Linked DNA regions of Homo sapiens: region 1 is linked to region 2. A link is a contact called in ENCODE Hi-C or POLR2A ChIA-PET data. All regions are on one chromosome and are shown on one strand. The core of a region is the stretch at or near the end of the contact, and the rest is flanking DNA. Distances in the headings are between cores, read along the strand shown.

Region 1 (4,666 bases), core at 869-3,368, 57 kb after region 2:
GTTTTTTGTCCTTGTGATAGTTTGCTGAGAATGATGATTTCCAGCTTCATTCATGTCCCTGCAAAGGACAAGAGCTCATCCTTTGTTGTTTTTTATGACAATTCTAAATTCCCCCCATTCCAGACCTTAGTTCATAACCCTAACATTAATATCTCTAATAATGGTTTTCATAAAACATACAATCTTTTCTCTCTTGCTGTCTTTGTAACACGTTCATGACAAGATTTCCTGAACAAGAGGGAAAACGATAGCAAAAAGCAGCCACAGCTGGGTGATCCTTACAACACAGCCCAAAACTTGATGCTATCAACCAATAAGATTAGTATCCAGAAAGTGGGGGGTGGGGGGTAGGGCTCTGAGAAGGACTCTTTAGCTTTGTCCTGGCATGAAGTACTTAGTTTCCTACACAGTTTACATTAGAATATCCAAAAAGATATTTGGCTAATATTTTATGACTCACATATTCCTCCCAGAATCTTTTAGGCCAAGCAACCATTAGTTGTCCTTCCTCTTCCTAAAATAATAGAGATATAAGTCTGAAATTAAAAATTCCTCTCTAAAGGAAAAAGCAAAATATGTTACCAAGTTAAAATTCCAGGTCTCATCACAGCTGATATCTGTGCATTTTCTGTGTAGGATTTTTACACCTGAGATCTGATTCCCGTTTGGTTGTAAAGTGATTTTGGCTTCCATTTTGACACCAACTGGAGCCCTGCCACCCTGTCCTTTGCTGGTTAAGCCCCCACTGATTGGGAAGTTGAGGAACTTGGCCTCACCAGTGGTGTTCCAACCACAAGTCCCAGCAGACAGCTACTGCTGCTGATGGGGGCAGAAAAGCTTTGGTGATCACAGGAAAATTCTCTCCAGCTGCCTCTGGGTGGGTCTCAACCCATCATCATGAGAAGACAGACCTGTCTGTAAAGGAATTGAGTTGTCAGTGAGCCACATACTTACTAAAGACCAAAGTGCAAAGCACAAAGGACTAGCTCAGATCCCTCTGCCGCTCTAAGGTAGTAAAAAGAAGGAAGAGACTTAGTGACAGGGATGATAACATCATATGAAGCTTCCACTTCCCACTCCTCCAAAACTGCCTGTGAGTCAGCTAGCTCAGCAGCACAGAAAAGACATATATGCAGAGCCAGACCCTCTAAGGCAGCCAGAAATATCCATCTGAGATAGACATGGCCCATGCTGTGTTTCTGTACCACCTCCAGCTGTTTCTCACATTCTCACAGCACTGCATCCAATGACTAATAGGTAGTGTGATGACTTTAGTAATATCCATATATTTTTATGTCCTCTTAGTGAACTCAAAGGAGCCTGACTTAGCAAGTAGAATGAACTGTTGGAGAGAAAAACAAAGCTTTCCTTCAAAACTATTATGGAACATTGTTTTATTGCATTCAAATGCACCACAAGCATCTTTAATAGCAACACTTCCTAGGGACTGTGCTACGAGGGTTTGACAGACTCTCAAATACCATGTCCTCTATAGGGACAGGAAGAGAGGTCTGGTAATTGTCTTTCTCGAGGTCCTGCCAATCCCTCTTTAGATGATCCTGTATTGTCTAGGTCTATATATTGTTCACAGCCATCCCCATCTCTATGGTCTGAAATCCTATCCATTCACTACGCACTTCTTGCTGGTAGTCCTCCCTGATCACCTCAGGTAGACATGTTTCTAACTCTTACATCTGAGCACCAAAGCCTGTGGTCTACACTCTCCCTGCATTTTATATCCTCTGCCTTATATGACAGTTACCTGCACACATGTCTAGTTTCCCTCCCAAGAAGCATGGACAGCATCTTAGCCATAACTGTATCGTTTACAGTACAGCACAGTGCCTGGTGCAGAGTGTTTGTTAATAGACCAAGTAGTTGTTGAATGAATTGTTTGTAGAATATAAATTAGAATTAGTAGTTTCAACGGGATGGCAGTCAATATGGTCAGTTGTTAAACATTGCCATATTTATATAAAAACACTGGACAACCAAACATTAAAAAAAAATTAATTTTCCAGTGTGAGTGAGGAACCAGGACACAAGCTGAGTGAAGCCTACAGATGCCAGGAAGGCTTGCATGCTTGCCAACTCTGTGTGCATTTACTGCACAATGACTCAGAGCTGGGATCTGTCAGAAGCAGGCTGATCCATCCTAAACTTTGCCATTCTAGAATACACTAATTGGTTCTTTTCCTCAACCAGTGGCCAAATTGTTCATAGTTTCCCTTGTATTACTGAGAAAATCACAACCATAATACTTTTTTCTTACAACACAATGATCCACAGAGCTACTTGGTTTGTCTAGATTTATTGAACTAGATGGTGGCTTTACAGCTACAGTTCTAACCACATGCTCACCCAGGTCCAAGACCAAAATAGAGTTTTGTAAGCAGTTCATGAAATTCTGTGTCATTTCACAAGATAGGGAGAAGAGAATAAGAAACCAAAATAAGTATGTTTCCAGAAAGAATAAAATTTTTTCAAACCCTTTTTTCAGGAATAGGAAACACGATCTTAGTCCCCTGAGACTCATCACTTTGTCATCTGATTCTTCAAGATCTAAAAATTTTTGCCAGATGTTTCATTTTTACCACTTAATATAATAAACATCCTTATACATTTTGCCTACAAAGAGATTATATTAAGCTGTGGATGTTAAACAATAGGTGTTTGTTACTTTCTTTAATTTTTAATTTTCACTATGAACATAACTGTTATGTTCCAATGAATAATTTTAACAACCATTTAAATTTATATAAGTCCGATTTACAAGATATATAAAAATGTTTTCATAAATTCTACAATTTTTTTTCAACACAGGTTGAAGTCTGGTTCAGAAAGGACACAAACCATTCCTCTAACAGGGAAACTGAGGCACAATAACTGACCCAGAAAAGCAGGAATTGCACTGTGATTTTTTTGACTCATAACTACTTTTCCACTAGAACTCCTCCTTATTAAATGATACTTAAAACCACATATTTTTTCAAATACAAAATGCAACAATTTTTTTAACCATATGTAGTATAGCACTTTAGTTTCACAAATGATATTCTTATATTAAAAACCAAGGTAGTACATACTCAAAATGTGTCACTTCCTCATTTTTACCACATTAGCATTATCTATGTTCTTGAGGATATTAATGTCTATCATTTCTCTAGAATATTACACAATAATGTGCTACTGCATATCTCTTCCCAACTTCCTGTTGGTAGCTTAAAATAGGCCATGGTGAGAGTATTTACACCATAGAATTCAGCCAACACTAAAAAGTCAGGCTTTTCCTGCCCTTTATTATTCCATACAATAAAGGAAAATGGAATCAGCCAAATATAAGTGCATCACAGTTTTGAATTTAACTGTTTCCAATTCATTTTGATACATAATCTGGTCATTCACAACTGGTTTAGCTGGTCACAAAACTCTTGTTGTTCCAATTAACGTTTATTGACAGACTTCCAAATCTATACCTTCACTCCCAGCTCTCTTCCAAGGACCAGACTTCTACTTCCAATTTGTTCTTGTCATTTGTACCCAGATGTATCACAGCAACCTGAAATTTGGCCTTTCCAAAATAAGATTCACTATTCTTTTTTCTCCAATCTTGCTCCTTTTTTGGTTATCTTGTCTAGTTACCATTTAGAAACACAAAATCCTAAAGCTGAAAAAGACCTTAGAGGTTATTTAGCCCAGCCTAGCCATTCTACAGGTGAAGGAATCGAGGCAGAAAAACCAAGTAACTCCAAGGTTACACAACTGGTTAGTAGCATAACAAGAAATAGATCCCAGGTCTCCTAACTTCAAGAAAGGAGAGGCTGGGCGCGGTGGCTCGCGCCTGTAATCCCAGCACTTTGGGAGGCCGAGACGGGCGGATCACAAGGTCAGGAGATTGAGACCATCCTGGCTAACACAGTGAAACCCCATCTCTACTAAAAATACAAAAAAAATTAGCCAGGTGTGGTGGCGGGGACCTGTAGTCCCAGCTGCTGGGGAGGCTGAGGCAGGAGAATGGTGTGAACCTGGGAGGTGGAGCTTGCAGTGAGCCGAGATCACACCACTGCACTCCAGCCTGGGTGACAGAGCAAGACTCTGTCTCAAAAAAAAAAAAAAAAAGAAAGAAAGGAGAAGGATGAGGAGGGAATGGGGGAGGGGGAGAAGAAGGGGAAGGGAAAGGCGAAGGGAGAGAAGAGAGGCGGAGAGGAAGAAAGAAAAAGAAAGAGAGGAAGGAAGGGAGGGAGGGGAAAGAAAGAGAGAGAGAGACAGAGAAAGAGAAAGAAAGAAAGAAAGAAAGAGAGAAAGAAAGAAAGAAAGAGGAAAGAAAGAAAGAGGAAAGAAAAGAAAGAGGAAAGAAAAGAAAAGAAAGAGACAAAGAAATTCCTCCCCTGACTCTTGCTTTGCTTATGCAATCTCCATTCAATTTGGCTAGTACATTCATCCCTGGACATGCCTGTGTGGCTTTCTCCAACCTCCAACACAAATCCCAGGGGTGAACAAGTAAGACCTTCCATGATCTCTGCTTCTCTGAAAGGAGAAGGTTGGAATTTATGTAACCTAGAGAGAACTGAAATGACCTTGGAATCTTCCAGTTTGCAGTTTGTACAGCCTACCTTTAAGTTTCGTGGGCTCTAGAGAGATTTAACAGTACAAGAACTGATAAGCC
Region 2 (4,386 bases), core at 361-2,860:
CCGGCTAATTCTTTTTTTTTTTTTTTAGTAGAGATGGGGTTTCTCTAGGTTGCCCAGGCTGGTCTTGAACTCCTGACCTCAAGTGATCCACCCTCCCAAAGTGCTGGGATTATAGGCATGAGCCACTGTGCCCAGCTCCTCTTTTTTAACTTAGGGAAAATAACATCTACTCTCTAGCATTGTTTTGAAATGCTGAAATGTTCACCTGAAATATCTAGGACTAGAAAAAGGCCTGGAAATCATTCCCTTTATATCAATACTTCTTAATTTTCATTCCTACTTTTCAGTTAAAAAATAACTCAGTGATAAGAATCCATGAGGAAATAACACTTAAAAGTTTACAACTCAGCAGTTATACAAGAACAAAACAATCCACAAAAGTAAACCTAACCGTAATTGTAAAAATATATTTAAAAAGCAATAGGAGTAGAAATTGGAAACCATGATGAAGGAAGGAAGGAAGGAAGGAAGGAAGGAAGGAAGGAAGGAAGGAAGGAAAGAAAAGAAAGAAAGAAAGAAAGAAAGAAAGAAAGAAAGAAAGAAAGAAAGAAAGAAAAGAGAAGACAAGAGAAAAGAAAAAGGAGGAAATTTCCTCCCCCAAAATGTGAGAATTATTATAATTATCTACATGTGCTCAATCATTCTAAGAATTCTGCCTCATTATGAAGCAGCTCCTCTTAGAATACAAAGTTAGAGACCTCAGTAAATGGTAGTTTACCATTAATTTTAGTTGTAAGTACTAGATTTTAGTAACCCTAATGGGTTACTAAAGATACTTCTTATTTATATATAAATTATATATATATATATTATATGCGATTATATATATATTATATATATGTGTGATTATATATATTATATATATGTGATTATATATATATATATATATGTGATGTGGCTCTTAGCACAAAATAGATTCTCTAGCTATCTCTAAGATTTTATATACTGTGTTAGTTGAGAGGCAGTATGCACACTGGCTAGTGCTTGGCACATAGTAAGCACCCCATAAAAGTTAACTAGTGCTTACTTCAGCAGCACAGATACTAAAATTGGAAAAATACAGGGATTAGCCTGGCCCCTGAACAAGGATGACACAGATTTGTGAAACATTCAATTGTTTTTTCAGTTAGGAGGAGAAAGTTCAAGAGATCTATTGTATATGATGACTATAGTTAGTAACGATGTATTGTATACTTGAAATTTGCTAATGGATTTTAAATGTTCTCACCATAAAAAGTATCATAAGTATGTAAGGTGATGAATGTTAATTAGCTTGATTTAACCATTCCACAATGTGTGTGTGTGTGTGTGTGTGTGTGTGTGTGTGTGTGTATCAAAACAGCATGTTGTACTTCATAAATATATACAATTTTTATTTGTCAGTTAAAAATTTTAAGCCATTAAAAAGAATAAATGTTAACTACTATCAGGATTTGCACATGACACCAATAATAATAAAGATGCACAAATGTATTGTACTTTGAGAAAAACTGAAAGATATTGGTTATTTAACCCTAAGTCATCATCTTTTCCTGACCACAACAGCCAACAGTGATTCATTCTTTGATCTCATGCAGAACTTGTCTTTTTCAACTGATTCAGCACTTAGGGTATTTGACTCATTCCTGTACTGCATGAAAGTCTGTCTTGTCTGGCAACTACGTGATGGCAAAAATTAGAAGGGGCAGCTTGTCAGGAGATAGCTTGGGACCTGTCACTGGAGATAATCAAGCATAGTGGGGCACACCCAAGGAGGTACAGAAAGGAATCTACCTTTGAATTATTGGAATCAGTGGCCTGGAATCTCAGTTTGGAGATTCAATAAAAATGCAATAAGCCCCTTGTACTGCCTGGAAATCTGCTAGCTTTCATATCCCTTTCCCAAACATCATATTAGAACACAGTAAGTGCTCAGTACATACTAGTTGGTTCACTGATCCTTTATGTCTTCAAGAAAATTAAGAAGTCTCTTTTAATAATACAAGAATTTTTATGTTGCAAGAAGTAAGGTGACATTGTTTTTTTTTTTTTTTTTTTTTTTTGAGACGGAGTCTCGCTCTGTCGCCCAGGCTGGAGTGCAGTGGCGCAATCTCGGCTCACTGCAAGCTCCGCCTCCCGGGTTCACGCCATTCTCCTGCCTCAGCCTCCCAAGTAGCTGGGACTACAGGCGCCCGCCACTACGCCCGGCTAATTTTTTGTATTTTTAGTAGAGACGGGGTTTCACCGTTTTAGCCGGGATGGTCTCGATCTCCTGACCTCGTGATCCGCCCGCCTCGGCCTCCCAAAGTGCTGGGATTACAGGCGTGAGCCACCGCGCCCGGCCCCGACATTGTTTTTCCCTTGTTAGAGACATTAACATTGTTAGAGAGAATGGACAGAGTTAGAGGAACCAGAGAAAAATTAAAGCAAGAAAGAATATTTAAACTATAAGAATAATTTATTGAAGGATGAAACAAGCTTTAGAGGGAGATTCAAGGCTCTTCGTGTCTGAAAACCCTCTTCAGTAGCATCTGCCAATGTCTTGGACTGCTCGAATCAAATCTGCCTTATGCCTTTTTAAAAGCTCTAATATTCTTTAAAGACAAATGTTCTCAGAGGTTTTAAATTTAAAACTAACTTAAAAATGATTACAAGGTCTATGATACATTCATGGTACCATTCTCATCCATGGAAAATCTGAGGCACAAAAATTGGTCTAAGGCTTTATGCTAAATCAGTGGCAGATTGGCGAACTAAAGTCAGAACTTTTCCTCTCTTAGAATTCGTGTTTTCCTTTAAACACATATAAGTCATATTAAGTACTTAAATCTGCAAGCATGTTTCAACATAATCACTCATGAAATTCCATTTCCCCCCTACAGATAAGATTACAATATACACTTCTGGCTCCAATGCTGCAGAATCATACTTCTATCGATGCTGCTGATTTTCTTTCCTTGGAAAATGCAACACTAAATTTCTTCCAAGTCAAAATCTTTTACAGTAAAGACAGAGATAAAAATGCAAACATTATCAAGTTTGGCTCCTTTCCCATGTATCAGCCAATTTTGCTGTGTGTTGGCAATCTGGAAGAAAACTTCCATATCTCTTAGCGAGTTAGATCATTCCTTCTTGTGTCTTCTGAGCTGAGTCACAGTGTAGGCACTTAATGACTACATTCCTAAATAGGGTACGTAGAGGAGACTGAATTTCACTCACATTTATTGACTGTCACAATAATGTGCTTCTGCCAAAATCCTGAATTAAACCACTTTGACAGGTGGCAGCTTCTAGCCTTAGAAAAGCTCACTTCGTGTTGCATACTCATAACACCATCTCTTGACTATTTGCCTCATTAGGTCCCAATTAATTCTACTGCAAAGTTGGGGAGTTTTTCCCTGTTGGTAATTCTGGAAAATATGTGCTGTCAAGAACCATTTTCTATAATGAAGACATTTTTGGCTGCCCCAAAGGCTAAAATGCAACTTCCACAATTTTAAGATATCAACTAAATACAAAAACTTCAGTTTCTTGGGCATATCCCAAGATATCTACTTCGCATATCCCATGAGATGGAGAGCTACACTCCACCAACAATGGCCTTGTTCCCACTGGGCATCAGAGCAAGTGGGACTGGTCATGGCCTGGCACCACAACTAAACTCTGCAGAGCCTGAAGGTGCCCCTCCTGGAGATGCCACTCTTGCATTCCCACCTTCCCTGCCAGGGAAACCAGGCTGAGCAAGGCTTAGCAAAGGCCCAGCCTCAGAGAAGCTCCCTGTTTTAAAACATGGAGAGAACTCTGAAAGGGAAAGGGGGATAAGGCCAAGGACCAAAACAAATATTTCCAAAGACACTTTCATGATGAAATTTGTTATAAAATTAGATGGTGATGTGAGGGATAAACTTTGGCTTCAAACCAGCTCAAATGTGGTTTATTCTACAGTCTTCCCCAATTCTTCTCTGTGGAAGAGATGCGCTTTCAAATTCTTATAAGCTTTTCTTTCTTTTTGACAGGGTCCTGCTCTGTTGCCCAGGCTGGAGCATAGCAGCATGATCATAGCTCACTGTAGCCTCAAATTCCTGGGCTTGAATGATCCTTCTACCTCAGCCTTCCACATATGTGCATGCTACCATGCCTGGCTCATTTTTTAATTTTTATAGAGACAGGGTCTCACTATGTTGCCCAGGCTGATCTCGAACTCCTGGCATCAAGTGATCCTTCCTCCTTGGCTTCCCAAAACGTTGGGATTATAGGCATGAGCCACTACGCCCAGGCAACTTTCTCACTTTCTACTTGTATTATAGTTATTCATGTAAGTGTCTTATCTTCTGCATTGACTGTAACTTCTTGAGGGTAGAATCCATGTCTAATTTATCTTTGCCAACATCTGGCATACAGAATTAG

Evidence for each region. A loop is a pair of places that touch in the nucleus more often than their neighbours do. ChIA-PET counts read pairs that join two places held with the same protein, here RNA polymerase II (POLR2A).
Region 1: a map of gastrocnemius medialis shows a loop between it and region 2 (2.6-fold over the local background). The contact joins two enhancer-like sites. A Hi-C loop is called at or near these places in 1 of 168 maps with a recorded cell type or tissue (gastrocnemius medialis). POLR2A ChIA-PET finds 5 or more read pairs at or near these places in 4 of 52 experiments (AG04450, H1, activated CD4-positive, alpha-beta T cell and 1 more).

Annotation. Positions count from the first base shown.
Region 1 is chr7:102,889,666-102,894,331 of GRCh38, forward strand. All of the region lies in intron 12 of FBXL13 (F-box and leucine rich repeat protein 13), which reads right to left. Among named protein-coding and RNA genes, the nearest start is that of LRRC17, 21 kb to the right of the region's middle. Within about 2 kb of position 2,119, at least 11 of the 41 ENCODE cell types and tissues checked have a DNase peak (open chromatin) inside an H3K27ac peak, as active enhancers do.
Region 2 is chr7:102,833,586-102,837,971 of GRCh38, forward strand. All of the region lies in intron 18 of FBXL13 (F-box and leucine rich repeat protein 13), which reads right to left. It also overlaps a transcript of FAM185A not described here and the pseudogene RNU6-1136P. Among named protein-coding and RNA genes, the nearest start is that of LRRC17, 77 kb to the right of the region's middle. Within about 2 kb of position 1,611, at least 3 of the 41 ENCODE cell types and tissues checked have a DNase peak (open chromatin) inside an H3K27ac peak, as active enhancers do.